Linked DNA regions of Mus musculus: all the other regions are linked to region 3. Evidence: chromatin loops called from intact Hi-C (ENCODE). Cell type or tissue: left cerebral cortex. All regions are shown on one strand. Links, peaks and the distances in the headings refer to the core of each region. The heading gives the core; the rest is flanking DNA.

Region 1 (10,075 bases), core at 1,691-6,690, 180 kb before region 3:
ACTTTGGTGGTGACTGGGAGAAAAGATGCAGGCATGGTGGGACCAGTTCCTTTGGGGGTCTCTCTCCCTGGCCTGTAGATGACATTTCCCTGTGTCCTCACACACTCCATAGTCCTGTGGCAGTGCCTGAGCTCTTCTTACAAGGACACTAGTCACACCGGATCAGGGCCCACTTAGAAATCCACATCTCACTGCGGTGACCTCTCTAGCGGCCTTGTTTCCGCAGAGTGACATGATGAAGAACTGGGGTCAAGACTCCAATGAGTGAACACAGATTCTGCCCTTGATGGATCTACAGCCAGGGACTTTTCCAGCCAATAAAGACTTTCCTAATTGCTCAGCCCTCATTAGGAAGATCATCTCCCTGGTACCTTCCTGGAACCCTCAAGTCTGCCAAAAGCATTTCTTGTTTATTGAGCCACCCCTAAATGCTGGCACTTCTTGGGGGCCAGTGTGCAAACCCTGATGAACCTCACACGGACCGGTCCATTCCCATTCTCTTGTATGTTTCCTTTCTCTGATCTCACTGAATCCAGCTTCACCCTCTCTTATCCCTCCTTCTCCCTTTATGAGTCCCAGATGTAATAACATTTTGAGAGTTTTCTTTAAAACAGAGAGAGAGAGAGAGAGAGAGAGAGAGAGAGAGAGAGAGAGAGAGAGAGAGAGAGATAGTATACGGCTATCCATTAAAGTAAGAATTTTGTTATAATCCCAGGGGTGGGATATGGAACTACCTCAGATTGTCCACAGCAGCTATGATTTGCCTCATGCTTGATTTGCCTCAGGGGCATGATTTTGTCAGCTGCAGATAGTTTCTGTGATTGTGTGACATATGGAATCCTGGGGACTTTTCAGAAGGTATATAAATGCTAGGACCCCAAAAGGCAGGGTTGGTGGTGGTTGTTAGTTGTGGTTTGTTAAGTAGTCATACACAAAGGAGAGGGGAGGGGAGAAGGGAGAGGGAGAGAGGGGGGGAGAAGAAAAGGAAGAAGAAATTAGATATCCTGTTGGCAAAGATCAAACTTGCCCCAAGGAACTTGACACCCTTTATCAGCAGGAAGTATTCTAACATAACGATGTCCCCTTTCTCCTCTATTCTTTTTTTTTTTTCCCCTCTCATACCTAGTGTTACAGGTTGAAAGGGTAGAAGAAGAAAGAATCCAGAAAGTAGCAAAAGACAGCTATGCCCAGAGACCTAGAGTCCAGGATAAACTCAACCTGCTCTTGCCCCATTTGTAGTTATTACAGACTAAGTTTGTTCTGAGCCCTCACTAGGCTGGCCTTACTTATTTGTGACAATATGAGCTCATGTCCAATCGTAGCCCCATTCTGTACACCCCTGGCATGTCCTGCCATCCCTCTTCCCAGCCTGGGATGCCGGGATGCTCCTCCATCTTCTTTTGCTTCAGCATTATCATTCACTCTTTCTGTCCCTTAATGTTGCTTAGCTTTAGCCATTGCAAGGGTGTGTCGCACAGAGGTCCCTCCCCACTGCTGCTGGCAGCCATTTCTCAGTCAGTCAGAGGTATGAGATGCTCCGTTGACTCATGAAATTCACTAATCCATGTGTCCCCTTGTCTTCCGCAGGTCTTTGATTAATCAAGTGACTTCTGCAGACCTGCTGGCCCAGCAGAGGCACATCTCCTGCAGCTGCTCTAAAAAGAACCTAGAGCCATAAGATGTGACCATTGCCGGGCGTGGTGGCGCACACCTTTAATCCCAGCACTCGGGAGGCAGAGGCAGGCGGATTTCTGAGTTCGAGGCCAGCCTGGTCTACAGAGTGAGTTCCAGGACAGCCAGAGCTACACAGAGAAACCCTGTCTCAAAAAAACCAACAACAACAAAAGAGGATGTGATCATTGTGCACAGAACTCTCTATAGTTCCTGTGTTCAAGTCCCCAGTAGCTCCCTAAGGTGCCTACAGACACAGTTCCCAGCAGGGGGACCCTGTGATTGCTAGCACATGGACATTACACCAAGTGTCCCATTTTGCCAACAAATGTCGAGAGAGAGAGAGAGAGAGAGAGAGAGAGAGAGAGAGAGAGAGAGAGAGAGAGAGAGAGGAGAAAAGAGTTAGACATGAAAAATGAGGTTTGCACCCCAGGGGGAAAGCTTTAGTGAGCTGGTAGATGGCCATGGCAGGAGCTGGGTAAGTCTGAGGAAGAACCATTCTGAGGAGGGGAGGGGGGAATAGTGAGGGGTTGCTAGCAATGTGAGTCAAGGTCAGGGTGTAGACATGTAATAAAATGGCAGAAAAAAGGCTGGCAAGAGCCTGAGCACAGGACATAGTCCCCACCAGGCACAGAATGAAACCTGGTATGCACCTAGAAACACAGGGATGCAGATTTCGGAAGGGTTTCAGCTTCCTTCACTGAAATGGCAATGGGGCTGGCAGCAGCCTTTTCAACCGCAGCCAGCAAGCAATATCTTTAAAATTCTGATAGAAAATTGTTGTCAACAAGGAACTCCGTACCAGTTAAATAGTCATTCAAGAATTAGATGAAAACAAAGAGGCTACATTCATAAGCTTAAGGAGAATAGCCCAGAAACACTTGCCAAGAGAACTACTCAACAGAGGCGGTTTAGCTGGGTAATAAAGTGAGCACAAAAAAAGGCAAGATGAGTTCCTACATATAATTAACTACCAGATACAAAAACCAATTTTATGGGCTTCTAAAGGAAATCAAAACTCAAGACAACCGTAGGATGAAGCAGTGGGCTGAGATGCTGCTAGGCTGGAGTACCCAGTGGCTCCCCGAGGTGCCTATGGACACCAGTTCCCAGCACATGACCATTACACCAAGCATCTCATTTTGCCAATCAAATGTGTATAAATTAATGTCTAATTTTGGATATAATTCTATTTTCCTAGTAGCAGGAAAGGTGGAGCATGTGTACTTGTGTGCGTGTGCATGTGTGTGTGTACATATCTGCACACATATGTGGGTGGGTATATGTACATATGTAGAGGTTGAATGTCAACTATGGGTGTTGTTCCTAAGGAGCTGTTAACTTGTTTGTTTTGTTTTTTGACACAGGGTCTCACTGGCTTAGAGCTCCACAGTGGTTGAGGCTGGTTGGCCGGTGAGCCCTCAGAATCCGCTTGCCTGTCTCCAAGAACAGGAATTATAGGCATACACTGCTGCACCTGAACTTTTTAAATGGATTCTGGTGATCCCATGAGTACGTGGCAAGCATTCCACTGAGAGCCACCAGAAAGGGGCCTCTCTGATGGCCTGTGTGGCCAGGCAGGAATGCCCTGCCTGCTCTGTATCCTAACGCTCCTCACAGCACCTCTTGACCCCAAGCTTTAGCAACCTGTAACCAATGGAACACTCGGGGGGATTCCAGCTGCCAGCCGCCATCTCTGCAGTGTTGAAGGGACATCAGGAGACATTTGATCAGAGGGCTACTGGGCTCCCACAACTCTTGAGTTTCCTAGGTTTTCTTGTTTTCTTGTTTGGGGATATTTTCTTACAACTTACTCCCATCTCACTTTCAGTCCTAAAGAATATATTAGTAAATGAATTGAAAATTCTATTCTATTATTTAAATTTATTATTGCATTCATATAGGGGATACCACAGGACAACTCTGTGGAATTGGTTCTCCCCTACCTAGGTTCTAAGCATTAACTCATCTTGCTGGCCTGAGTAAACAAAATTTGCTGTTGTTTTGGATCTAGACTTCCACTTTGGTCCCATCTTATACTTTCAGTTCCATCCTGCTTTGCTACTTCAAAAATGTTTAGCAAGATTATATCACTGAGCACGTTAGCTAAGGGCATAATTCAATGTCCAGGCCAGTTCATTTCCGATAGTTTCCCTTAGAATTGATGACGTGTCATGTTGCTCTGTGTGTGACACATTACTCACTAAAAACGGTGGAAATTGCTAAGATCTCAACTTCTGGCCCCCAGAAAGGAGTGACCCATATCACTTCATTGGTCAGGATCCTCTAGAATCCGCAGCGGGCCTTCTATCCCCACCAGATCTGATACTAAGGCAGTTTACCACGTTCCCGTAATTTCTCTTTTCGGGAGGGATCCTTTTTCTCTAAAGGTTTAGGGTCTATGGACTTGGTTGACCTGCCTCCCAGAATACCCTGCTCTGCAGGTTTCTAAATGGAAAAGGACAGCCTCCAAGTTTCCACACTAGGAGAGTCTGTGCAGATCCAGGCCCCAGGACAAAAGGGCCAGCAAACCCGGCACCAGCCTGGGAAGCCGAGAGCGCAGCACTGCGGCAGCTGCTTCTGCGCAGGCGCGGAGGGCAGCGGTCAGTTCCAGAGGCCTGAGGCCCGAGGGTCCATGGCCCTGGAAGACGGTCTGGTCAGCAGAAGCATCACTCGACCTCCTTCGGGTCCCCAAGCCCTCCCCGAATCCACCAGCCCATCCTCTCGAAGTTTCTTTCTGGCCTTGTCGCCCACCTCCAGCATAAGAGGCGGTAAGCGCACGCGCACCGAAGCTATCCCAAGCCAGACCTGCGACTTGATGCCTTCCGGCCTCCGTACCGCAGCAGCGTCTCCATGGCGACCTGGTAAACCGCGCAGCTCGCTGGTTTGTTAGGTGGTGCCTGAGCCTCTCGGAGGCGGGGCAGCCGACGTGTCAGGGCGGAGTCGCAGGTGGGCGGGGAAGAGCAACGGGGCTGGAGGGTGGGATAGCTGTTACGTCAGTCACCGCTAGCCGGCTGCACTGGATGGGACCCGGCCACCAGGTTGTGGGGCGGGGTCACAGTCTGGCGGGCGGGAGTAGACGCTGGGTTGGGTTGAGGAGACCGCCACAGACTCACAGAGCAGTGAGTCTGGTCTGCTGGGGGTCCTGTGAACGTCAGCCTTTGATGGCGCGGTGGTGGGAGAGAACTATGACTAGATCCCCTACCCTTTTACAGTGGCCGCACCTGGGAAGATGGGATTGAGGTCCAAAAGTCGAGTTCCCCTACCAGCCCAGTCTGGAAACAGCATCACTAGTCCCCTGCCTCCCTCTTGTCCACACATTTTCCTTACAATGTAATTTGATGGAGGCAGAATCTTTCCTCCTAATTCCAAGGTGTAGAAAAAAAATACAATAAGCCGTAGACTATGCAAAGGCTTGGAGACCTTAGGGAGACCCATTACCCAGCTTGGGGGGGGGGGTGGCATATCTCCTGCCAACGCAGACCTAGGTTCCCCATGAATTGTACACCTTTAAGACCAGCTCCTTAACTGAAAAGTCACCCGCTCCTTAAAGGAGAGTGAAACTAGGAAAGTGTGCCAGCATTTGGCAGATCTTTCAGCCATCCTCTTTGCTTGGATGGTTTTGCAAGTAATACCCTGGCTAAGCAACAGGATTATTGAACTAAGATGCAAGATTGTCATTGCCCAGGTTTTTCCCTAGTGCCCACCTAGATACCTCTTTGGTCTGGTCTGGGCCAGTGTGGGAGGCAGGGGTTGGCTTCCTGACTTCAGAGTCTTGGATACAAGAAGCAGAGGAATTTCCAGGGTGGAAATAGGAAACTGTCTTATCTCTTCCCATCTTACAGGTGTTTTGCAAACTTGAAAAGTCCCCCGGTGTTTTCATCCTGGATGCTTGTTTCCACTGGTATCTTCCAGTTAGACTGTAGTCAGGTGGCTGTTTGCTTGTCATCTAAGCACTTTGGAGGTGCATACAGGAAGATCAGGAGTTAGAAGTTCACCACAGTGAGTTGGAGGCCAGCCCAGACTACTTGAGCCCCCCTTCTCGAATCATAATTGTCATTCTCTTCTTCAAACTTTGTGGTACAGCGTGAGGAGCAAAGAATATAACCAGTACCTCCTTATGTCCCAGCATTTACAAGTTTAAAGCTAAATTCATAGTACTGTTGCTTTTTCAGCAACTCGAGTCCATCCCCCCTCCCCCCACCCCCCCACCCCCGTGTGACTTCTGGTTGCTAAGACACACACACCACCCCCACCCCCCTTGTTTCCAGGTGACTCCATACCAAGAAGGATGAGCAGTGGCCACTGGAGCGCATCACATGGAGGACACCAGCCCCCAAGCAGTGGCCGAGAAGGCTGCTAAAGACCCCAAGGCTGCTAAAGATCTCAAGGATGATGCTGCTGCCGCCACCAAGAGCTTCCCCGATCACTTTTCCAGAGAGGGTGATGATCAAATGGACTTTGAAGGGGTCATCTTTTCTTCCTCACCAGTTTTAGACCTGAGTCAAAGAGGCCTGCGCCATTTGGGAAAGTTCTTTAAAATTCCCAACCTCCAAGTAAGTCCAGATGCTGGGAGGGTTAGGATGCACGCGTGCCTGCAGCCAGCAGCAGAATCAGCTCTGGCCCTTTGTTCCTCTTGTTCAGAGAGGTGAATTCTAGAAGGAGCAAGAGGGTTCACTGGCGTTTCACTGGCTGATCACAACAAAGAGCAATTGAGATGCGGTGCCAGGCAACAGAGAGAGCTAGGTATCGGGATGGGGCAGCTCTTTGCCAACCATGGGTTGTGTTTCTTCATGAGAAAGTCGGGTGGAGATCAGTGCCCAGACACCCTGGGTCTCTGATTTAAAATACATGTTCTTCTGAACTCCCCGGGCACTCTGAAAACACTTGAAAATTTTCTCTCATTCTCGTGATGTTACACACAGCTTTCCTTTGTGTCAGACCGGCCTTCAGGGAACTCCCTAGTAAAGTTGCCTTGCCCCTGTGCTTTCTGGAGCAAGCAGTGTTGATGATGGCAGACAGGATAGAGGATGCCCCGGCATTGTTGGCACTGCCCTGGTGTCACAGAATGTCCTTGCATTCAGCTTCATCTGGAACTTAGAAAGAGTACTGTGGTATATGGTAAGATGACAGAGTAAAATGCATAAAGACCTTGTCAGAAACTTACATCACAGCACTGAGGTAACTCTGCCCACATCTGCTCTCAAGGCATGAGAGGAGCAAGCACTTTGGCCCTCTTTTTGTATATGAGGTCCTGCTGTGTGACCCAAAGCAGCCTCAGATTCAGCAGTCCTTGTGGCCTTGCCTGGCTGGGTATCATCACCTCCCAGGGGGAGTGCATGGTTAGTTACAGGGCCTACCTCCTTCAGCTGCTGCCATTCACATGTCACTAAGAAGTGAAGCTCTCCTTTCTCAGGAGTCCAATCAAGACGACTGTGTTATATGCAATGCCCATTGCCTTTATTCAGACAGGAAGGAGGAAATTCCAAAGTCTTTCAGGTCTAACCCAGCCTCATAACTGTCCGAGAAGACAGGCATCGCTATCCCAGAAAGTCTGTAGTAACTACCCAGAGCTACAGACCATTAGGGGTTAGGGCCTCCATTTTGCAACTGTGTAGCAGTCGTTCCCAGAAGGTGTCCACACTAGGGACACTGATGCTCAGAGGACATAGAAAGGAACCCTGTTCACATAGGACCTGGAGGAAGGGCACAGCACCGGGTGCTTCACTGGCTCCAGACAGCTCGGAGCCAGCCTTGCCAGGCTTGCTGGGGCGGGATGGCGTGTTACCCTCTCTGATGTTCACTTTCCGGTGTTCAGAAGGAGGCCTGGTTTCCACTCTGAGTATCAGGATTAGCTTACACTGAGAGGAAAAGAGCATGCCTGAGCAGGCTAAAGTCAAGCAGGGTCATGATAGGATCTTTCATGTGCGTGTCTTTGAGGACATGTGTCCTCATGGGCCCAGAGACACGTGTGCTTGTATAAGGATGTGTCTCCTCGTGTATGTGGGGACATCTGCCACCATACGACTGTACCTATGTGGGGAGGGGGAATGTATCCTCACATGTCTAGAGACAGGCACATGTGTGTGCATGCATGTAGCTATGTATTCGTATGTGCCTGAGGAATGTATGTGCATGGAGACAGGCATTCTCATGTACGCGGAGGCATACATGTTCTATGTGGGTTATGTACTCTGTGTACGTGGGAGCAAGCATAACATCCAGTCAAGGGCGTGTGTCATACCTTGCATGCCAGCTGCCACTCTGCTCTCCAGAGACCATGCCGGCCGCCAGCAGGCAGGGACTGGTGCTCTCCAAACCGATGTTCTATTTTCATACTTACAGAACACCACTATTGCAATCAACAATCTTCAAGAACCTGGAAGTCATTTATATCAGGAAGATGGGATCCGTAGAGTTGGGAGCAGTGACACCCTGACAGGGGGAAGCTGCCAGTGGCTGCCAAGAGTAGGAAGGCAGCACAATGGTAATGGCTGACACACTCACACTTACTGTGTGATCTCATGGCTGACACACTCACACTTACTGTGAGATATTGCCAGGGAAGGTCCATTGCCCCCACTCTATAGGCAAGGACACCCAAGAGCAGAGAGGTGCAGGAGCTTACTCAAGGTCACATAACTAAGAGTTTTTGAACTCTAGAGTTAAACTCAGGAAGTATTCCTGACATCCGATGCCACCCTGTGGCAAGTGTGGACACAAGTATAAATGTGCAAAACAATGCTTTGACAGCATAAAGCGGCAACATGAATGGAGGCGTTTGAAAAAGACCCTGTAAGCCAACCACACTGCAACTATGAAATAACACCTTCATGGGCCGGCAAGACAGCTAAGTAGGCAAAGGTGCTTGTCAGGGAAGCCTGGCGGCCTGAGTTCCAGCCCCACCCAGAGCCCATGTAAAAGTGGAAGCCAAGAACTGGATCCATAGAGTTGCCCTTTGATTTTTACACGTGTGCTGCTGCATGCATGCACACCACGCATGCAACAAAATGATAAAATTTCTAGTATATACTTCTAATATATATTATATATAATCCCACTATAGTATTATATATTTCATATGTATGTATGTGTATATATATATATACACGTATATAATGTATATATATGTGTGGATACACACACACACATATATATATACTCTACACACACACACATATGTGTGTGTATAATGTGTGTATATATATATATATATATATATATATATATATATATATATATATATATTATACACACACACATATATACATCCAGGAATTCTCAGTAGAAACTTTCAGAAACAAACTATGTTTTAATAACATAAAATGTATTCTATTGCATTATTGGTCTTTGTTAACCTCTTGCTATGCTGGCTTCACTGGCTACACTTCATTGTGGGAGTGCACAGACAGGAAAGCAGAATGCCCCAGTGCTCTCTATGGTTCCAAGCATCCACTGAGGGGTCAGGACAACACCACACAGGACTCGGATCAAGCAAGCCACATGTATCATGGCTTCTTGCCTGCGTGATGCCTCTTTCCGTGTGGCTGGTCATCACAGATCATGCCACACAGAATGTATCTGTCTGTGTCCTGTAGCTTCCTCCTCACTGCCAACTGGGAGTGAATCAGGCATGGCTCTTGCTGCTGTTCACTGGGTTTGCTGAGTGTAGCCAGAGAGAAGGAAAACAGCCGTAGGTTTTCAATCTCTCTGGTTCTTGAGTCCGCTGTTTGGTTTGATGTATAGCTGTGGCTGTTTTAGTCCTTTTGGAGATGGTTTTAAATTTCACTGGCTGACAAAGCATCCTTTGGTCTCCTGTGGAAGCAATTACACCTGCAGAGGAATTTGCTCAGGGAGATTCCGGAGGATTTCTTCCAACTGCTGCCCAACCTGACATGGCTGGACCTCCGTTACAACAAAATCAAGGTTCTTCCATCTGGGATTGGCTCTCACAAGTAAGTGTCCTTAGATGTGCAATTAGATCGTCTTGATCTGGGCTGGGCAAGAGGCAGAGGCAGGCAGATGTGTGAGGGTGTGAGGCCAACTTGGTCTACGTAATGAGTTGCCGTCTCAGAATTAAAAAGTCCAGATGGTTCAAAGTGCAGGGTGCATGGCCAGCCATCCCAGGTGAGCCAAACATGTCATGATGGGCTGACATTTTCTTGGGTAGCTGATTCCACCTGACCCTGCTGTAGGCAGCTAAGATCAAAAGTACACTAGGTATATGAAAACCCAGCCACATGTTGCCATGGGCTGTGGTGAATCCCCCCTGACTATTGGGGAAGAGTTTTGCCCACTTTGGGAAAGCTAGAAACCTCCAAGCAAGCAGTATGGACTGTCCTACCACATTCCTGCCCCTTGGCTTCCCAGGATTTCCTGGAACTCCCAGTTGCAGAGCCCAGTC
Region 2 (10,075 bases), core at 1,780-6,779, 88 kb before region 3:
CTTAACCCCAACAGGGCTGGTCTTCAGCACCCAAGGTTGATTGGCATTGGCTTTGGTCTGGCTGGTCTGAGGATTGAAGCCTCCGTCTGTCTAAGAACTTTGATGTTTCCTACACCTCCCCCAATCCCAGCTGAGCAAAACCACTAGGTACTAGGGCAGAATTCCCAGGGAAGATGTCCAGTGCTTTCGGTACTGCCTGTGGCCAGTCTGCTTGGGACTGAGATTTGGAGTGTGGCAGGGAGGACAGGGAGAGCTAGACTCTTAGGCTTTGCTGGGTCACTTTAAGAAACTAGATTTTGAGCAGGCAACAACAAACCCCCGCTCTGCTTCCCCCACCCCGCACCCCCCCTGTTTCGTGCCCCAGAATGATATTAACGCTATCTCTAGGTACGGTCTTAAAACAGCAGAGTCCTGAACAACTCTCAGCTGCTCCCCACCTCAAGAGCACTTCAGCCTTTAGAACTTCCCAGGGTGGGGTCACAGGCAGGAGGAGGCTGTGCCACCTTGGGTGGTCTTCCCTTAGCCTCCAGCAGGAAGGGACCCGACAGTGCAGTGGCGCCACCTGCCGACACTTCGCAGTATTGCATAGATCCAGAGAGGGGAATCCAGGCTCAGGGCTGACAGGTCCAAGAGAAAGGAATACAATCACCTCTTCTCAGATTAAGTATCTAAGAAAAGTGAGCACTTTTTTAAGACAAGAGAGAGGGGTGTCCTGGAAAATCCCCAAGGTAAGGTTCTGGGCAGCTAGGGTGAAGTTGGAGAGGCACTAGGTAGAGGGGCCATGGACAAACAGAAGAAGGGACAGCCTGTGACCAGTGTTGTGAGGCGAGAGCCAGGCAAAGGTCTAGGGGCTGCATGTGGATTTGATTTCATGATAAATGTACATATTTTGGAACTTTGGGGGCTGAGCTTAAGAACTTTTCTAAAGCAGAGACTGTCAACCTCAAAGATTAAGAGACGGCATAGCATCTCAGGGATACCGGCATGGGGTAGAGACACAATGCCAGTGGCCCGATGGATATGGAGTGTTAGATGCTTGGACCCTGGGTGGGTCAGTTCTCTAGCCCTGGTTTCCAGGGTGCTCCGCCAGGGTAGTTCAGAGAGGCTCCATTGTGCTGCAGGTGGGAGCTGGGGAGTGGTAGCAACATGGCTGCCAAGGTTTTCATGTCTCTCCTTAGCTGTGCAAACTGGCTAGAAGTAGCATAGCCCCAGTTCACACAGACCTGTGGGGGGTACCTCTTCCTGGATGCAGAGTCCCAGAGAACAGTCATGGGACCATCCTGCGGGACACGGAACTGGAGTGGCATAGCCATGAGGGCACAGACATGAGGGAGCACACTTCCGGGGAGCTAGGGCAAATGGGCTACACCTCTGGGGCTGCAGAGCTTGGCTCTGACGCCAGGGCATCCAAGGTCAATGCAGTCATCCTGGGGGAGTGGGGGAGGGTGTTTTCAAAGAAGCTGAGTTGTAACAAACATCTCACACTGAGTCCTTGGCACAGGGTGTGCAGGTCCTGGGAGAGGAACGAGGTGACATCTTCATTTCCATAGCAACCCGGATGCTTGGCAGGGTGACAGCGGGGCTCAGAGGTGGCAGGTGCACATGGGTGAGCCACGTGAAGAGCCCAGCCTGCTCAGGCAAGTTAGGGAGGCTGCTTTCTATACCAGGGCCCAGGTTCAGCCCACATTCAATCGGGTCCCAAGGGCTTCCTGACATTTGTCCCAGGATTCTGTGGCCCTGAGAGCCTATGCCAGAGCTAAGGCCACTGTTATTATGCCTGTCTGTAGCCTTGTTCCAACACTCTGGCCCTGGTCTGCTGAGCTACTCAGCTTCTTGGCACATGGGTGGACTGGTCAGTGCTTTTACAGGGCCCTGCCCCTTAAGTGATTTACCTGTGGCCATGGGTGGAGACTGATCACCCCTACCTTGCTTCTTTTGCTTTTAACCCAAGTACGTAGGTTGGACCTTTCTTTTGCCTGTGCCCAGTGTTAGTAACCCATAGTAGGAAGGTAGGGATATCCCTGTGATTGACTGAAGGGAAACAGACACATAGTCTGTCCAAGATAAACAGTAAGATTCCGCACATCCCACCCCACCCTCCTTTTTTCCTTTTTTTTTTTTTTTTTTTTTTTTTTGGGAGCCCTGGCTATCCTGTCAGTATGTAGATCAAGCTAGTCTCAAATTCACAGAGATCCACCTGCCTCTGCTTTTTAAGTGTTAGGACTAAAGGCCTGTGCTACCACCTTTGTTTTCTTTTTAAAAGAGTTGCCATGATCATAGACTTTCTTCACAGCAATAGAAACTCTAAAACAAGAACCTGCCCTGAATGTGGACAGCACCATTTCATGGGCAGGGCCCTGGAAGGCATGGGAAGGTGACAGGAAGCTGAGCTCCAGCACGCACTCATCCACGCATGCACGCATGCGCACACCTATTGCTGTCTTCTGACTACAGATGTAAGGCAGACAGTTCTCTCACTCTTTTGCTGCAGTGACATTCACAGAATTGATGGACTGTAACCTAGAGTTGTGAACCAAATAAACCCTTGCTCCCACAAGTTGCCTTCGTCAGGCTATCTTATCAGCACAACGGAATGGAAACTGATAGCCTCGAAGTGCAAAGGCCCCTCTCGTGACCAGGGAGCAGATCTGTAAGGTCAGCCCTCACCTTCCACTCCCTAGCACTGTCAGGCATGCTCCCTACATCCAGATAACAGAAGCATTTCCTGAGGACGTGGACCAGATAGCCTTAGGGGACCCAGTGTCTGGGCAACGATAGATTCCTCTTAGCCAAGGGGCTTAGCCAAGCACCAAGGCTGCTGTGTCTGGTCATTAGGGTAGGTCAAGACCATGGTTAGAAGACAGCATTGCTTAGGCTTCAGCAAGGAAGCAGGGCAGATGGGCACAGCACTGGAGAGGTAGCTTAGAGTTCTATAACTGGATCTGCAGGCAGCAGGAAGAGAGAGCTGGCTTGAACATTAGCAGCCTCAAAGCCCACCTGTAGTGACACATTGTATCCAACAAGGCCACACCTACTCCAACAAGGCTACCCCTCCAAATAACGTCATTCCCTATGGGCCTATGGGGGTTTCATTCAAACCACCACAGTCTTCCCATAGCAACCCAATTTCAAAAACAAACAAACAATCTCTCACAGGCACGCCCATAGGTTAATTTCTTACTAAGACTCTCTTCCTAGTTGATTCTACATTGTATCACACACAGGAAAGCTACATTGTATCAAGTTGACAATTAACCATAACCATCACACACAGGAAAGCTGGACGTGGTACCCAGCGGTACCCAGCAAGGCCTTCTCATATTGAAAGCCTCGCTGGTAAGCCTGCTCTTACAACAGGCATCCCCTGGTAGGTCCCAGCTCCGGTTTCTCCCCCAGGCTGTGGCCTAGCGCAGCTGCTTGCTGCTGGCTGATGGACAGGGCTGGGGAGGAGGAGTCAGTGTTCTGTAGTCCCTGCAGACAAGGTTTTAGTGGTGGCCTTTTAGCATGGCTAGCCCTTGTCACTTCCCCCTTTATCTGTTCTGGACCTCTCCAGAGGACAACCCCAGGAATAGCTGGCTGAACAAGAGGACAACCCCAGGAATGGCTGGCTATTTCATAGGGTCTGAACAAGGACATTGCCTCCTTCAGGAATGGCTGGCTGAACAAGGACACTGCCCCCCTCAGGGCAGAGGGACCACCCAAACCCAGAAAGAGCCCAATAAGGCCTGTCATGGGTGAGAGAAGTCTGCAAGAATGAGCTATACAGAGGGCATGAATTAGCTACCAATACAAAGTTTCTAGCTTCAGCTGCAGGGAATGATGGAAGCTCACATAAGGACTTGTCCAGGCAAAGACTCAGGAAGTAGAGACTCCTTGACACGATGTAGCATGAGTACCTATCCAGCATAGGACAGATGCCTGGGTCAGTCTGTGATTTAGCTAGGCCAGAGGACACCAGTGATTGGCAGCTCAGAACATCATTGCTGATGAGCAAATGGGGATTGTAGCTCCTATTGTGTCCATGCCCCTGACTGCCTTTGGGTTGTGGGCACAGGCTGGCGATAAGTGGGGTGAGATCAGAAACACATGGCTGACTTACCATAGATGCCAAGATACTTCTCAGGGGGGAATGCCAAGGAGCCCCTGAAGTGTTTACCCTTCCAGGTAACCCACCTTAGTTACAAGGGCCCAAAGCCAGCAGATGGGGTGGTGATGGTGGGGTACCAAGAGGAGTATCTTGAGATGGCAGGTCTAAATGGCATCACTAGACCATGACAGCCACTCCAGTGGGTCACAGAGAATGCCCACAGCTCACAGTCATAATTTAGCCCTGTGATACAGCCCTGCCATCTCGGGGTGTTGCCATTCTCAGCTCTGCCAGCAGAGGGCACCCCACACTTGTGTGAGCAGTTCCAGAATACGTGGTGCTCTAAGGAAACTGCCCAGAGCCAGCAGAACACCGTGCAACTCCATCCAAAAAGCCCTTCTGGCAGCAAACCTGAAGAAACTCATGACTGGTACTCTGAAGTTTACAGTCAAATGTATGCATGACCTGGGATAACCTCAGAAACTTCCTCCCAGACATTTCTCACCAGAGGGCAGGTGCTTTTATATTCACGAAACTGTGAATGAGCTAAGTGTTGGGTTCCGACACTCTATCAGGCAGTCCTGGAATTGACAGGCTGTGTGTGCTCTCTACACCAGCTTGGTTTGGCTTAAGAGTGGTGCAGCTGGAAAGCTATGTCCCATTGTCCTTGGCCCCCTTGCTGGTGCCCACGTGACCACAAACAGAACTGTCTGATCTTGGATATACATAGTGACTGATGACACAGGCTGGCAATGTGCAGCCTGCTTAGTGCTTCTCTGCTCATGTCTGTCTGCCTGTCTGTCTGTCTGTCTGTCTATCTATTCCTTTTGGGGGTTTTGTTGTTCTGTTTCTATTTTTTTGAGACAGGATCTCTTTACATAGTTATCTATGTCTGTCAAGGAATTCTATTTGTAGACCGGCTAGCTTTGAACTCATAGAGATCCACGTATCTCTACTTTCCAAGTCCCAGTATTAAAAGTATGAGCCACCACACCCAGTCCCTCCCTCTTTAAAGACAAGGTCTCACTATATTGTTCCAGCTGGCCTGATACTTTAGAGACCTGCCTGCTTCTACCTCCAGAGTGCTGGGACTAAAGATAGACTTGGACCCTAAATATGTTGCGCGCGCGTGCACACACACACACACACACACACACACACACACGTCAGAGAATAACTTGTGGAAGTCCATTTTCTTCCATCATGTGGGCCCCAGCGATTTACCTCAGGCTGCCAGGCTTAGTAGCAAGAACCTCTACCCTCTGAGACATCTCAACAGCCTATGCCCCTCCTCTTGCATAGTGTCTCTAATAGTGAAAGTGACCAGTGGCCGGGTGGTGGCGGCACACACCCTTAATCCCAGCATTCAGGAGGCAGGGGCAGAGGCAGGGACAGAGGTAGAGGCAGGCAGACCTCTTGAGTTCAAGGTCAGCTATAGATCGACTTCCAGGTCAGCCAAGGCTATACATAGAGAAACTATATCTCAAACAAAACAAAACAAAATGAAGTGAGAGTGAATGGCCTCAGGGTCCTTCCAGGTGGCCTGAGAGCTCACTTGGAGAAGTGAGAGCTATATACTTTGGGATAGTGGCTTGTGTCTGCTTGCAGAGGCCTCCTGAGAGACGCAAGGCTAACTTTTGATGCAGATGCCTCTTGCCTCTGGCTGGCTGGACTGCAGATCTGAATGGGCTCTACCCTCCCTGGGGCCAGTAAGGGGCTCCCTGAGCTGCACTTGACCACAGCTGCAGCTCTGTTAGGTCTCCCACTTTGAACCTGGGAGGCCCACCTAAGAGTGCTAAGAGAAATAATGGCTCCTAGAGTCCTGGCCCCCAGCACTTGAGAGATTCTGCCTGGCCCTAGACATATGGGGTTCCATGTATCTCTCCTCCCACAGATCGGAAGTTGTTTCACTGCAAGTAAAATGGCATCAGGGTCTGGGTCCATACCCCAGGCTAATTTAGCTCTCAGCATCTTCTCTTTATCTTCTTTATTCTTCCTGTCCCACTGGCTAATGTTTCTCCATTTCTGGTCCCCATTTCTGATTGGCTCTCTTGTCTCCCTCCTTCCTCCCTGGTGGCAGCCGTGCCCTCTCCCCTCTCCAGGCTCAGTCTCCAGCAATTGTTTTGCTGCTTGTAAGAGTGCTGAATGATACCAGGTGGATGAATGGATAAGTGGGTGGGTGGGTGGATGGGTGGGTGGAGATAGATAGATAGAGATAGAATGGGTGATGGAAGAATGGGTGCATGGGTGGATGTATATATGGAATGCATGTATGAGTGAATGGATATGAACAAATGGTTGGGTAGATAGATAGATGGATGGGTGGATGTATGAGATGACTAGGTAGAGGGGTAGATGGATGGATGGATGGATGGAGCATCTCATACCAGGCTGGCTTCTGGACTCTTGAGGCAATGCGTGTGGGCAGACTAGACCTTTTGGCCTGAGGATCTCAAAACCTCTGAATCTCCTTCCTTCTTTTGCTGCAGGAAGTCTTGCATGACCCTGCCCAGGTACAGCTGTCTCACACATCTCAGCCTGCTGCCCTGCACTTCACAGCCTGGTTCTTGAGTGTATACATCTCGTGCCTTCTTTAGGATAAGTGAAATCGGGTTACTTAGCTCTTTCTAGAGGGATGGGGAGGCAGCCTCCAAAACCAGGACGGATGGCGGTGCTTCTCCGGGGAGAGCTGAGAATTAGGTTCATTAGGTTGTTTCTAAATTAGTCAGAACATGATTGAGCTCCACGGGCCTCAGGAGTCACGTTCCAGTGTGGAGACCTGGTAGGAGACCCAAAGATTCTCAGGAGGCTGGGCCGTGGGGATGTGCTCCCCAAAAAAGGAAATACTAGCAGAAAGGCTGTGGAACAAAAACAGAGCCAATGGAGCAGGATTAGGCTTCAGCCAGAGAAGGACCAACAAAGGAGAAAAGAAGACTCAGGAGAAGGCAGGGGTGGACACCTGTGCATGTGGGGAAGCCAGGAGCACACAGGAAAGTGGACACCTGTGTAGTCAGGGGAATAGGGACCTGTGCAGGTGGAGCGATGGGCACCTGTGCAGATGTATGTAGGCAGGGAACCTGGGCACTTGTGTAGACAGGAAGGTACTTTAGAATGTTAGCCTCCCAGCAAAACAACCACTATATTCATTGTGTGTTTCCTTGCTTACAAGAGACTGTCACAACCCCACTAGTTGATTGCTGATATTTCTTTATGGAAAGAGGGTGTGGGGAGGGTGAGAGGACTCTTACCTGAGACTCCATTCTTCTTCCAACCTAATAGCAGGGAGGTGGAGATCATATAGGCTGGAGAAGGCTACCTGAAAGGGCCTTTATCTCTGTGGCTATGGGAAGCCATCACTTATGCTGGGGTCTAATTTGGGGGGGGGTTTCTTTTCTCTTCTTCCTTTCTTTCTTTCTTTCTTCCTTTCTTTCTTTCTTTCTTTCGGTTTTTTGAGACAGGGTTTCTCTGTATAGCCCTGGCTGTCCTGGAACTCACTCTGTAGACCAGGCTGGCCTCGAACTCAGAAATCCTCCTGCCTCTGCCTCCCGATTGCTGGGATTAAAAGCATGCGCCACCACTGTCTGGCAGGGTCTGATTTTCTAATGCAGCTTTTTAGGGTGATCCACACTCTGGCCGGTGATTCCTCATCCCTACTCTCAAGTAATCCTAAGAAACTGATTGGTTCCCCAGGGTGAACTTTGGTTTGTCATTGGTACCTTATAAGGAGAAGGCTGATGTTGTTACATCTCTCCAGGGAAGGGAATGTCAAAACAGAGGAGTAACTCTCCCTTGAATACCTCCTAGTGCCTGGGAGCAGCCTGGGTCTCCAGGATACAGCATCATTACACGACATAAGCAATTGATGGGGTCCCTCCCACCAATGGTGAACATTCAGAGTGGCCACTGGCACTTGAGGGGACACTGACTGGCAGGGACTTAAGGGCCTGGGAAATAGCCTGCTGCCCTCTTGAGGATAGTCATTGACACCCTTGGGTGAACACTAGAATTCATGGGCAAAGTCTGGACCATTACTTGACCTACTCCCAGGGTAAGCTGAGCAGGAAGTATCATGAGACAGCACTGTCCAGGGCTCCCGCTGGGGACCATGGCTCAGGAAGCTCCCTAATGGAAGGCTGCCATGTGTGACAACCTATGATTCTTCTCCCTCCTTTTGTGTTAGACCTACCGGGGGAAGGAAGCATGTTAGGCACTCATTATGCCACAGGGTGGGTGGGGGAAGCTGCCCCTTTCCCTCAGTCATCTGACTTCTCCCCTCCCTACTTTGTTTTCACTAGGAAAGGGGTCTGGGGAAAGACAGTGGGGCTGGGAGCATCTAGAGACCTGACTGGAGATGGGGGTACAAGCATCCCCTGGATGTACCAGAAAACTAGGCAGCCAGAACACTTCAGGAGGCTGTCCTAACTGTAAGAGAGTGTTATACCCTGGATGGCGTCCTGCTCCTAGGAAGATGTTGTGCCTTTGGGAGGATATCCTAGCCCTGGGAGACATCTCATCCCTGAGAGGGTATTCTGGCCCTGAGGAAGATATCCTCATCTTGGGAGGGTGTCCTGTCCCTGGAAGGGTGTGTCATCCTTAAAGAAGGAGCCCTGGCCCTGGGAGGGTTCTAAATACTGACAGTGCTAGTGTGCTGTTGTTGTTGTTGTTGTTACTTGCCTAGTTACTTCTGAGGCTTTCCCCTGGCAGGTGTAGTGGTAGGCAATGGGACAAGTAGTGGCCACTAGTCCCCTTCTTGGTAGTAGTCAGAAAGAACTGCAGGAGCTACCAACCCTGGACCTCTCGTGGCTGATAGCCTTAATCTAAGTGCTGTCAAAGACACATCAACCAGAGGCCGGGCGTGGTGGTGCACGCCTTTAATCCCAGCACTTGGGAGGCAGAGGCAGTCAGATTTCTGAGTTCGAGGCCAGCCTGGTCTACAGAGTGAGTTCCAGGACAGCCAGGGCTATGCAGAGAAACCCTGTCTCAAAAAAAACCAAACCAAACCAAACCAAACCAACCAACTAAACAAACAAAAAGACACGTCACCCAGGACCTTATCACCTCAACAAACCAGCCAGCACCAGATACCATGTAACACCAGGTAGGAACACCATGTAACGCCAGTTTGGTAGCCCTGTGCCCCAGTCTGTTCACAGCCTACCTCCATTGGAACAAGAGTATAGTGTCTCCTTCAGGGCAGTTCATATTGTCCCCATACCCCCAGAGCTTTGTGGGACAACTCCTTTCTTCAGTTGTGAGAGGCCCAGGAGCAGGCTTGACAGGGCAACGTGGACCCAACAGGTCTGGCATTGTCCATGTTTGGAAAAATGACACTCCTGATACCCCTGCATCCTCCTGGAGGCCCCCAGAGAGCCACGCTGGGGCTGCCCAGCCCTGCCTACATATTTGGAAGGGCCGTTGCAGCCCCAGCCAACTCCTCATGTTCTCTGGCTGAGCCGAAAGCCAGCATGTTCTTCCAAGCCTGGAAACTCCCAGAAAGAGGGAAGCTGGCCTCACTGTACGGAACAGAGCCATCTTGAGGTTGGCCCAGGAATGGCCCTTGTCCTCCAGCAAATGTCCAAAGAAACACCACACTGTCTACTCTGCCTGAAGGAACAACCAGTCACGGGCAAGCAGAACCAGGGAACACACACAAGTGGGTCTGGGACAGGCCTGGGGCAAACCAGTTAGAGGAACTTTTAATTTGTGAGTTAATCCAGACCATTAGGTCAATGCTGCTGAGGATGAAAAGGGAAACTGAGTCCCACAGTCTAACCAATTAGCTCCTCGGAAGTGATTAAGCTGGCCTTGGTCTCCTGGCTCCTCTCTTTCAGTCTCAGTGTCTCAGAAAGCCCACTGCCACATCAGGGGGCCTGGGGCTCAGAAGGTTACCCCCAACTCCACAGCAGGATGGATGGAATGTATGTCCCTACTTCAGTCCCTGGGCACAGGCCTCCTGGAGTTGATATAACTGCTGAGGTCACTGTCTTA
Region 3 (10,075 bases), core at 2,748-7,747:
TGTAAGGGACGGGGAGAGGTGAGGGAGGGGTGCATGAGCGTGACTGAACCCTGGAGAAGCAGAGAGAGGAAGCTGGAAGCTGAGGCACACGCATGCATGTCTGTGTGCGTGTCTTGTGGGCATGTGTGCATTGATAAAGGATGGGATCAGCATTGGGTTTGAAGGTTTTTGGTGTGGTGTGTGTGTGTGCGTGTGTGTGAGTGCCTTGTGGAAGAGAATCTGAAGGGCAGAGGGAGGGCGAGGTGCTTGGACTTGGAGGTAACATTGCTATCGATGATGTGAAGGGTGAGTCTGTCATAGGGAAAGGATGTTGGAGTGGGACTATGACTACCCACTAGGGTACTGGAGGAGTCCAGAATGGATAACAGGTACAAGAGGGGGCTAAGACTGTAAGGGTGAGCCATGCTTGGAAGGATAAAGGAAGGACAGACTCTGATGTTTATGAAGAAAGGGGGTTAGGACAATACTCACCTTGGCCAGGGGGTGCTGGTATATGAGGGAGAAAATGGCCCGAGGGGAGGCAAGGAAGCGATGCCATCTTTCAAAACAGGTTACAGGGAACAGCATGCCCTATATTTGGTTTCTATTAAGGGTATGCTTGCCAGGTATAGCGATGTACTATTATGCAGCCCTTGGGAGATGGAGACAAGAGGATTAGGAATTCAGCACGGGCCCTAGCTGTGTGAGACCTGGTCCCCCTTCCCCACAACAAAGACAAACAAACAAACAAGATAATGCTTGGCATGCGTTAACTTTGTTGAATTATTCAGCTCCGTGGGGATGGCAAAATGACACAGACAGGAAGTTTGACTGCAGACATTTATTTCTTACAGCTCCAGAGCTTGGAAATTCAAGTTCCAGCACAGGGTGCTCCTGGTGTTAGGCAGAGGTCCTCTTGCTGTGCTCACATGACCTTTATGTGCAGCTGGAGGGGCAGAGGACAGAGGACTTCTGATCCCACTTTTTATAAGGACACTAATCCCAGTAGATCAGAACGCCGCCCTTCAGGCCCCTGTAACTTTAAAGACCCCAGGATAGTCCTTATTTCCCAATAACCGAATGTGGAGTTAGGGCTTAAGTCTACCGAGTCTGGATGGGGTACGCAGTTCAGTTCACAGCAGACATCTACTACTGAGTGGTGTGGACACTAATCAGTTGAGAGATGGATTTTTGTGGAATAAAAGGGTTGAGAGGTAGACTAGAGACAGGCAGAGATAAAGGCAAACCACACTGCAGCTTGAGCTTGATGCCATTGCAGAGTGTAGCAGAGCAGTAGGAGCATACCCTATGTCTGTGCAAAGTGGGGTGAAGATGGACACCAGTCTTTGCTTCTTTATAGCAGCATTTCCACCTCATTGGCAGTGCAAATTTGCCTGCTCCCATCATGCATCTTGGCATCATGACAACCCTAAACCCATAAGGGCAGAAGAGAGAATAAACCTTATTTTGGTAAAGTGCCAATCCAGTCTTAGAATGTCTTTCCCTAACTTTAACTCTTGAATACCCTCTCTTCTTCTAAAGCTTGTCTATAAGATAGAGCATTCAAAAGCACGGCCACAGGTTTTTCTCCAGAAGCCTGTACACACTGACTCCTTGAGTGTGGGCTTCTCTCTGTAATACTACTTTCTCTTAATCCTTTTCTTTGTCGCATCTCTGAATTCTTTCTCAGATGGTGCCAAGAGTTGGGAAACACTTGGTAGGGAGCATGTGGTTACTGGGCACTGCGCTGTAAGCACCAGATACTCATTTCAAAGCCTTGCTGTGGGAAGCTCATTAACATTGCTAAATGCTAGTTCCACACTGGATGATGTTCACATCCATTGCGTTAAGTAAATGCCCTGTTAAAATTAATTCCGGCGGTTGTTAACCTCTGAAAAGTCCATCTATAGCGGGCGGGCAAGATGGCTCAGTGAGTAAGAGCCCTTGTCACCAAGCTTCATGACCCGAATTCAAATCCCAGAACCCATGCTATAAGAAGAGAACTGATAATTGCAACCTGTTTTCTGTAGCGTGTGTGTCTGAACCAATGCACACCATACATACAAACTAAATACAAAATTAAAGAATGAACCCACCAGAAGAACTGTCGTTGCAAACAGGGTTCTAGTATGTCTGTAGTACTGTTTCTTTGGATGCCTCCTCGCAGGCTACAGCGCAGCAGCCCCACTGGACAGGGCTTTCTGGAGGCCTAGACTAGCAAGGGTTACCCAGCTCACTATATGTTCCCTACCAGCCCCGTCCCACCTCCAGGAACAACTGACTCTATCTCAGAGAAATTTCTTGATTCCTTCTACATGTAGGACTGATTCTGTTCTTCTAACTAGCATACCTCCCTGCCCCCCACCTCCAGCTCTCTCTGGTGGCTAAAATTCCCGGACTGACCACATCCCCCACCTTGGGAACTGTCCTTGGGTGTGGCATGGGGGCCACAGCTGGCTATCCAAACACCTAATCTGAACTTTTTCTTTTTTAGGTGGGAGGGGCGGGGTATGGTCTCAAGCTAGTTTAGGTTGCTATGAGTTCAGGTTGGCCTCGAACTCATAGCAATCCTGCCACAACTTCCGAGTACTGGGATTACAGGAGTACATCAATACGCTTGCTTCTTAAAAGGATTTATTAGTTTTCTGTTTTTGGATGCCAACAGCTTTCTGTTTTGTAAGCAAAGTCCTATATAAGGAACTGGGTGGACGTGTTAGGAAATTGCAAAATCCCATACACTTGATCTGCAGACCCACTCTTTGCAGACCCAGAGCTGGGACTGGAGGAGGCTCCTCCTTAATTCTCCGTGGCCCTGCTCCCTCCCACGGTCCGCCTACGTCAGACTCCCCGTACCGGCGAGGGCCTGGACCCAGGCTGAAGACCGGTTCCACATCGGGGGGGGGGGATGGGGGGCCAGGACAGAGGTTCCAAGGATCTCCAGGGCTCCCAACAAGAAGGCGGGCTGTAGTCGTCCAAACTCGCGGCTCCTTTAAGAAGCGCTTTGGTAACAGGGTCGTGACGTCATGGGAGTGGAGGGTGGAATATGCGCGTAACCGCGGCAGGGCGGGGCAAAGCCAGGGGAGGACTCAGGGGCCTGACTGACAGGAATGCCCCATATGCCCGCCTCTCCCCTCCTCCATCTGGTGTTGGCTCCGCCCCACCCTAGGCTTAGCTCCTGTGAGCAGGCCCGCCCCTGCACAAACCCCACCCCCAGCCTGACTCAGGCTCGAGAACCCGCCCTTCCAGTGGACCCGGAGCCAGGGAGCCTAAGACCCAAGTCTGTAGATTGTGTGCAGGCCCCGCCCCATAGGGAGGCCCCACCCCCGGCGCGACCGACAGCCCCGCCTTCTAGGGTCCCACCTCCTGTGGGGCGGGACTTGTCCCAGCCGGAGTCGGCGGCGGCGGCTGCGGGAACTTTCCCGGCGGGTCTAATGGCTGCGCGCGGGCCGCTGTGAGGCGCGGCGGCGAGCGGGCGCGGGGCCGCGGAGCAGCGAAGAGCCGCGACCGCGAGGCTGGAGCCCCGGCCAGGCCCGGTCCGACCCGCCAAGCCCGCGATGCGCCCCTGTGCTGTCCCCCGGCGCAGCTGACGCCCCGCGGCCCCGCGAGACCCCAGCCCTACCGGCCCCGCAGGAAGCGGCCGCCGCCACCCAGTCCAGAGCCCGCTCCGCCCGGGCACCATGGCGGGGAAGGCGGCCGCCCCCGGCACCGCGGTCCTGCTGGTCACGGCCAACGTGGGCTCGCTCTTCGACGACGTAAGTGCCGCGCCGTCGGCTAGGGAGGGGCGGTTACGGGCTAGGAGTCTCCCAGCCCGGGACCCTGACATCCCCATTTTCAGTTGGAGACCCTAAATTCCGGCCCCTACAGCGTCTTCTATAGCCGCGGACTCCGGGCCAGTTGTCTTTGGGACGTGTGACTCTGATGCCCCCTACCCACAGCTGGAGACTCCGACCAGGATTTTCCCAAGCCCCAGACAGACCCTGACCCCATAGCAGGGGGGTACCCTAGGCCAGGAAACTTCCAGCTACACACTCGGGACCTTAACACCGCTTTTCTGGTACCCGAGGCCAAACTCGAAGACTCAGTTTTTGAACCCCTGTCTTAACCCATACTACAGGAACCCAGACTCAGTCCAGATCCTTGAATCCTGATGCTGGTTCCTTGCTTTGCTCCCAAGACAGCAAATCCCTATCTTTTTCCTGCCTTGGAACTCCAGAGCCACAAGTACTGACCTGGAATTTTGACCCAGAATCCTGATACTTGGATGTCCTGGCTTCCAAACCCAAGCATACGCTGACCCCAGGTTTTCTGATTCACCCCCTGGCCCCCAGTCTCTGACTCTGATCCCCCAAGTCTGATTTCTGGTTCCAGAAACCCAGCTTTCAAAAATTTTGGTCCTGTTCCTCTCAACCCATACCACACTGACCCTGAACTCTGAGTCTCTACCCTAAAACCTCAGATCCTACACCTACTCTTGGCCCCAGAGTGAGGTCCCTGCCTCTAATTCTACACCCCATCTCCCATCCCCGAACCTTCCTCCCAATAGACCTCAGTCCCAAACCTTGAGCTCCATCATCTGAGTCCTGGTACCTATATCCCATCCCTTGGTCTTGTCTTCTGAGGGGCCTGAGGCGTGAGGCACCTCATTTTGCCATGTAACTTGCAATAGCACTAGTTCTCAAATGAGGTAGCTCTCTTCAAGCCTTGGGGGACTTTATATTCCTGTTTACTAAATGAGAAGGTGCTGAAAAGCTCTTCAAGGCCAAAAATGATGCCAAAGGCCTTTATCTTGTAGAACGGCTTCTCCAGTCCCACCCTGGAACCCTGGGCTTTCTTCTCCTCTGGGAGGCAGAAGGGAGCTGAGGCCTGGGGCACTGGGAGCTCCCTGGAGCAGGCTGGGGCTGACCTAGTTCAGCATTGCAGCCATGGTGCCACCCCGCTGTTGGTACTTAAACTGCCAACCCAAATAAAGCAGGATGCGGCTCCAAGTGGCATGCTTGTTGAAGAAGAAAGGGTAATGCCACAGATGAAACCTTGGAGCCACTGACTCCCCTTCCTCCCTCTCCACCCACCCCCTTACCTAGGTGAACAGTCGGGATGGTGCCAGGGCTTGGATACAGGCCTGATGTAGATTTCAGGCGAGGGTCCTGTTTCCTTCCTGGCAGAGAGCATGGGAGAAGAGTCTCACAGAGCTGGGTTCACAGTCAGCGTAAGCTTGGCTTTTATTAGTAAAAGGCAGGCGTTACTGCTATATTTTGTTATTTTCACTTACAGACATGCCAGTGTTTTAGTTCCCTGCTAGAGAGGCGCTGTCTGTCCGCTCAAGCAATGGACAACTTGCTGTAGTTTCACGTGTGATCGTTTTTCCACCAGGGCCTGTATATTTAGCACTCTATTCTAGGCCTTCCAGTAACATGTCACTGTAGCGTGGTTTTTGTTCGGATGATTCAGATCCGTTAGCTGTGGCTTCAAAGCCTCAGAAATGTCAGGAAAATTAGGCATGGTGGGGCACTTTCATCTCCAAGGGAAAATAATTTTGCTGTGAGAAACATTCTTTCTAGTAATTTTTGATTTCTGAGTTCTAGAGTTTTTGTTGTGTTTCAATTGGATACGTACATACTTCTTTCCGCTGATATTAAAGGGGGTGACTTAATTCACCCTCTTTATGTATAGAGCCCTTACATAGCTCTCACTGGCCAGGTACTTAGAGTGTGGACTAGGCAGATGGCTCTACCTGCATCTGCTGGGATTAAAGGTGGTATAACCACCATGGCCACCTTAACCCACTTTTTAGCAACATGGTATCTGAATTTTTACTTGTTTTCTTAAGGCTCTCTGAAGTTTTACACTATATTTATATCGCAAAAGAGTGTCTGTCTTAATGAATTGTACCTAAGTTAATTCCAAACCAGTCCCCAGGGACAGGCATGCCCTCAATGGAATGACCAAGAAGGGCACACTCATATTCTGTGGCCTGCTTCCTTGGTCAGGATCTGGGTGCTGTGGCAAGAAGCTGGGTAGAGAAAGTGGCCAATTCTCAAGTGAGGTAGATTTTAATTCCTCAGTGCTACTGGACTTAGCGAGTGCTTGTGCTGGACTGTGCGCCTTGGTGTGCCATGCACCCCTGGTGACAGATGGATCTCTCCAGCGGTGTAAAGAAGTTCTTGCTGTGGGAAACAAACACTACCCTGCCCAGGGCCTGAGCGGTTGCTTGGGGGAATCAGCTCCCAGGAGGAAAGTGTCCGATTTGAAACAGTCATGCTGGCTCCAAAGGCAGTTTTTCCTTTTATGCACAAGCAGTAGGTGGTTTGTTTCTGCATTTGTAGTTTCAGAAGTCTCCCCTCCTATGCTCCCATCTTCTTCCTAATCCAGAGGTGACCCCTCTTAAAACATCATGTACATTTTTTTTTTTAAATTGGGGGTTGAACCCTGGCCTTCCCTGCTTTGCTATAGGCCCTAGCCCATGTATGTAAATTTTAATCATAGCTTTGTCGTCAGTACCCTGGGATCTCCAGAACATGTTGTTCAGCCTGCTCTTGTCTCACCAGCCATTCTGGCTGGCATCCTTGCCTGGCAGGGTGGCCCACTGCAGTTACTGAGCTGTGCTGCTGAGGGCCTTTGGTGGCGTGGAGCCCTTTGACCTTGTTGTCTTGTCCAAAGGCATCACTGTAGGTAGACTTGTTTCATGTTCTTAACAACTGTGGAAGACCCCACAGAGTTGGCCTGTGTGTGTGTGTGTGTGTGTGTGTGTGTGTGTTGTACTATCAGTACTCATTGTTTTAAATGTCAAACTGAAAATGTTAAGCACAGAACATCATGGGACACTCTGCTTAATGGCAGAGGAATTGGTCGCTTATACCCAGCGCCAGGGCAGGGAAGCTCTACGGTCCCTTGAGTGAGACAGTTAAAGTCATTGCACAGTGTTAGGACAAAACACCCTTGGCTCAGTCAGTCTTTGGGAGAAGAGTCATCAGCCTCTGAGGACCTCTGTCCCAGCTGGTGACCCTTCAGAAGTGTCTTTCCAGGGAGCCAGGGGCACCTGATACGTTCTCATTTTCTAGTAGTGACTGCCACATTGCCTCTGGCTGACACCTAGTTTGATTGAACGTCACTAGGAGAGAGGGAATGGGTGACCCGGGCCATGCCTATGATTGTTCTGCCCATCTGGCTGGTGCTTTAACAGCTGTGTTTGTAGCTCTAGACTCCATACGTGTGGACTAGTGGTGAGCTGAGAAGGTAAATGCTTGTAGGCATGCTTCAGAGTTCTCCCGCCCTTACATGGTCAGGCGGTGTTGGCCTGGTCCTGCTATGTATTCAGAGCAAGATGTTATTTAGAGCTTGTTTCCTGCTTTGCTTAGTTAACTCCCAAGTGACCCTTTCCAGGCAGACATGGTCTTGCAGAACTGGCAGTGTTAGTAGGGACCAAGGGTCCTAGTCAGCAAATGTTTTTGAGCCATGGGACAGAGAGAGGCAAGTCAGAACTGCTGTGGGTGGGTGGACTCCAGGCAGACACCTTGGCCCATTTCTCTCTCCCGCCTCCCTTTTCAGATTTGTCCTCTTTGCCAGGTTTCACCATTAGTGCGGAAGGGGCTATAGTCTGCCTAGCACAAGCCTGTTCTGTCCTAGAGGACAGTCTCCACCTCACTCCTCTTCCCAGGTCTGTTCCACACTTCCTCACTCTGGGATTCTTGATGTCAGGACTAGGGTCACTTCCTTGCAACAGCTCTAGAACACTCAAGTCACTTCACAGAGAAGCCCTGTATATTGGCTTCGCCCTCCATTGCTACTGCCCACCACTAGAATGTTTGCCATCTCTGTGGATTTGTCTATTTGGAGTTTCCTGGTTCCTGGAAGTAGAGCTGTGGAGAATGTGGCTTGTGTGTGTGTGTGTGTGTGTGTGTGTGTGTGTGTGTATTTTTCCAGGTATGTGTGTTGCCTACATGTATGTATGTGTAGCACATGCATGCCTGGTACCCACAGAGGTTAGAAGAAGGCTTCAGATCCCCTGGGAGTGGAGTTATAGACAGTTGTGAGCTGCCAAGACTTTGGTCCTCTTCAAGAGCAACAAGTGCTCTTAACAGCTTAGCTAGCTCTTCAGTCCCCTGTCCCCATTCATTTCATGTCCCTCCTAGTGGTTCTTGGTTTCCCTCTATCCCCCCAGTACCTAACATTGCTCTTCTTTCTAAGACTTGGCTTCTTGGAGACCCTGTTTTTGCTTTTCCATTCTCTCTTCTCAGGGTGGTACAGCCAGGCCAGTCTAGCCCTTCCCTGGCCATGTTCTCATCTGTCCTCACATAGGTTCCATTGCTCTGTGATGCCCCAAACTGCAAACAAATTGAAGCTACGACAGTCCTGTGGAGCACAGGGCACCCAGCCAGGCCCACTGCAATTTTTCTCCACAGAAAACCAGCACTCTTTTTAAAGTTATTTGTAAATGCGCATGCACACATGAGAGTGTGCACATGAATATAGTGCCTATCAAGGCCAGAAGAGGGCACCTATCCCTTGGAATTGGGTGCTAGGAACTGAACTTGGGTCCTCTGCAAGAGCGATACATGTGCCTTTAAGACAGTTCCCTGAAGTGAGACTGTTGCACCTGTCTTTTTTTTCTCTTGGGCAGAGCATGTGGCTGCCAGTGGCTTGGCCTTTCCTGCTAGAAAGGGCTACTTTCAATGTTTAGAATCTTGAGAATGGCTAGAAACCTGGTATCATCTGTTTCCATGCTGAGAATGCCCCTCCCCTTAACTCTTTCCCAGTGTGAAAGAACTGGGACCACTCGTCTCTTCGCCTCTCCCTAGTTGGTCTTACAATAGTTAGGTGGCTGAGGAGTCTTAGTATTCTTCCTTTTGGCTGTGCTGTTTGTGACCAGAGATTTCAGCAAGCAGTCTGAGTTGCAGTCAGTTTTTTGAATCTGTAAGACCCAGCACTTGTCTCCCGGGGTGGTGGGATCAAATGAGACACTATTGCAACATTTATGCTACTGTTACTGGTGCCTCTGACCATGGTATGAAACCATTTCTGACTTGTAAACACAGGTGATTTTCCACAGACATCATTTCCTGGCTTCTTTCAATGTTTAGAATTTTGGGAGACAATGTTTAGACTTTTGAGATACACCTGGTGGTCCTCTGCTTCCCTGCTCTGCTTGTCCAGCACCCCAGCTCTAGTCCAGAGTGAAGGGAGGAGGACCATGTGTTACTGACTAGCCTGTGAGGGTGCAGCATCTCTCTCTCCATGTGGCCTCATCCATCCTTCATGCTTTCATTGCTCCAGAGGTGCTGAGGGGCATGGGTACATGGGAACGGCTTGGAATATTAAATATTTTCCCATCTTTGAAGTCAGCACTGAGGGTGGAGCTGTTGGAGGACAGAGCTCTTGGATCGTTAGTGACATCTGGGGAGTTATGTTCACACAGCCCACTCAGGCACCTGAGCAGTCTTAGCATTCAGGGGTCCTCCTCCCAGTAGCAGCTAGCTGTGGGGCGGGGAGGCTCTGCTTGCTTTTGGAATCTATGATGGGTATTTTCATGGACTTGGTGGTCTGATTGGGAAGTCCCAGAAACCCAGGAGTCCCTGTCCCAGGCAGTAAGTTGAGAGGCTTAGACTTAAGAAGAGTAACCAGTTGCTTGTCTTCCGTCCTGTGCTGTTCAACAATAGCAATGCTCACACTGGGTTTCCTGCCCCTATGCAAGCTTACTGAGCGACCATTGTGCCTGAGACAGAGAAGATAGACTTGCTCCCCTCTCAGTGCAGTAGCTGAGTCCTTTTCAGTAGGACACTTGGGACTCTCCCACACTCTTCAAAGGCCTCAGGAGGTGCCTGTGCTGGCCAGACTCTTGATTCTGTTAGTCAGGTAAGGCCTTGGCTAGCTAGGTCTGCCTTGAAAACATCACCCTTGGAGTTGCAGGGAGGGAATTTGGAAGCTTTGGTGGCCATTTCTGACCGTCCTTTTCCTGAAGAATAGTTTAGGGTTTGGCCTTCAGGCATGGTGAAACCTAGAAAGGTCCAGCACTAATTCTCAGGGAAGGTAGCCTAGTCTTGAACCTCTCAAAGGACCAAGGACCCTGGTGTAAACCTCCTGACGAGATATGGTGGTGAGA

Evidence for each region. Peaks named below come from ENCODE experiments on the same cell type or tissue, not always from the same donor. Only the 100,000 strongest peaks of a DNase experiment are listed, where the experiment ranks them.
Region 1: a loop joins it to region 3, with 2.3 times the contacts of the local background. A loop is called at or near these places in 9 of 42 quality-filtered maps.
Region 2: it touches region 3 in a loop (5-fold over the local background); 19 of 42 quality-filtered maps call a loop at or near these places.

Annotation. Positions count from the first base shown.
Region 1 is chr7:139,208,733-139,218,807 of GRCm38, forward strand. Lrrc27 (leucine rich repeat containing 27) reads left to right here and starts at 4,256. Exons shown (of 11, transcript NM_027164.1): 1 at 4,256-4,535; 2 at 5,943-6,227; 3 at 9,496-9,626. The coding sequence starts at 5,991. It also overlaps a transcript of Stk32c not described here. In left cerebral cortex, for the core only: a CTCF peak has its summit at 4,721; a DNase peak (open chromatin) is centred at 4,552; H3K4me3 peaks cover 1,438 bases; H3K27ac peaks cover 1,374 bases.
Region 2 is chr7:139,299,093-139,309,167 of GRCm38, forward strand. No RefSeq gene overlaps it. Among named protein-coding and RNA genes, the nearest start is that of Gm32486, 7.2 kb to the left of the region's middle. In left cerebral cortex, for the core only: a CTCF peak has its summit at 4,365 (motif pointing right); a DNase peak (open chromatin) is centred at 4,387.
Region 3 is chr7:139,385,734-139,395,808 of GRCm38, forward strand. Inpp5a (inositol polyphosphate-5-phosphatase A) reads left to right here and starts at 3,376. Exons shown (of 16, transcript NM_001127363.1): 1 at 3,376-3,731. The coding sequence starts at 3,657. It overlaps Gm46004 (a long non-coding RNA gene), which reads right to left and starts at 3,414. Exons shown (of 2, transcript XR_001778314.2): 1 at 2,833-3,414; 2 at 736-1,408. In left cerebral cortex, for the core only: CTCF peaks have their summits at 3,906 and 4,819; DNase peaks (open chromatin) are centred at 3,152, 3,781, 4,866, 5,357 and 2 more places; H3K4me3 peaks cover 2,779 bases; H3K27ac peaks cover 2,234 bases.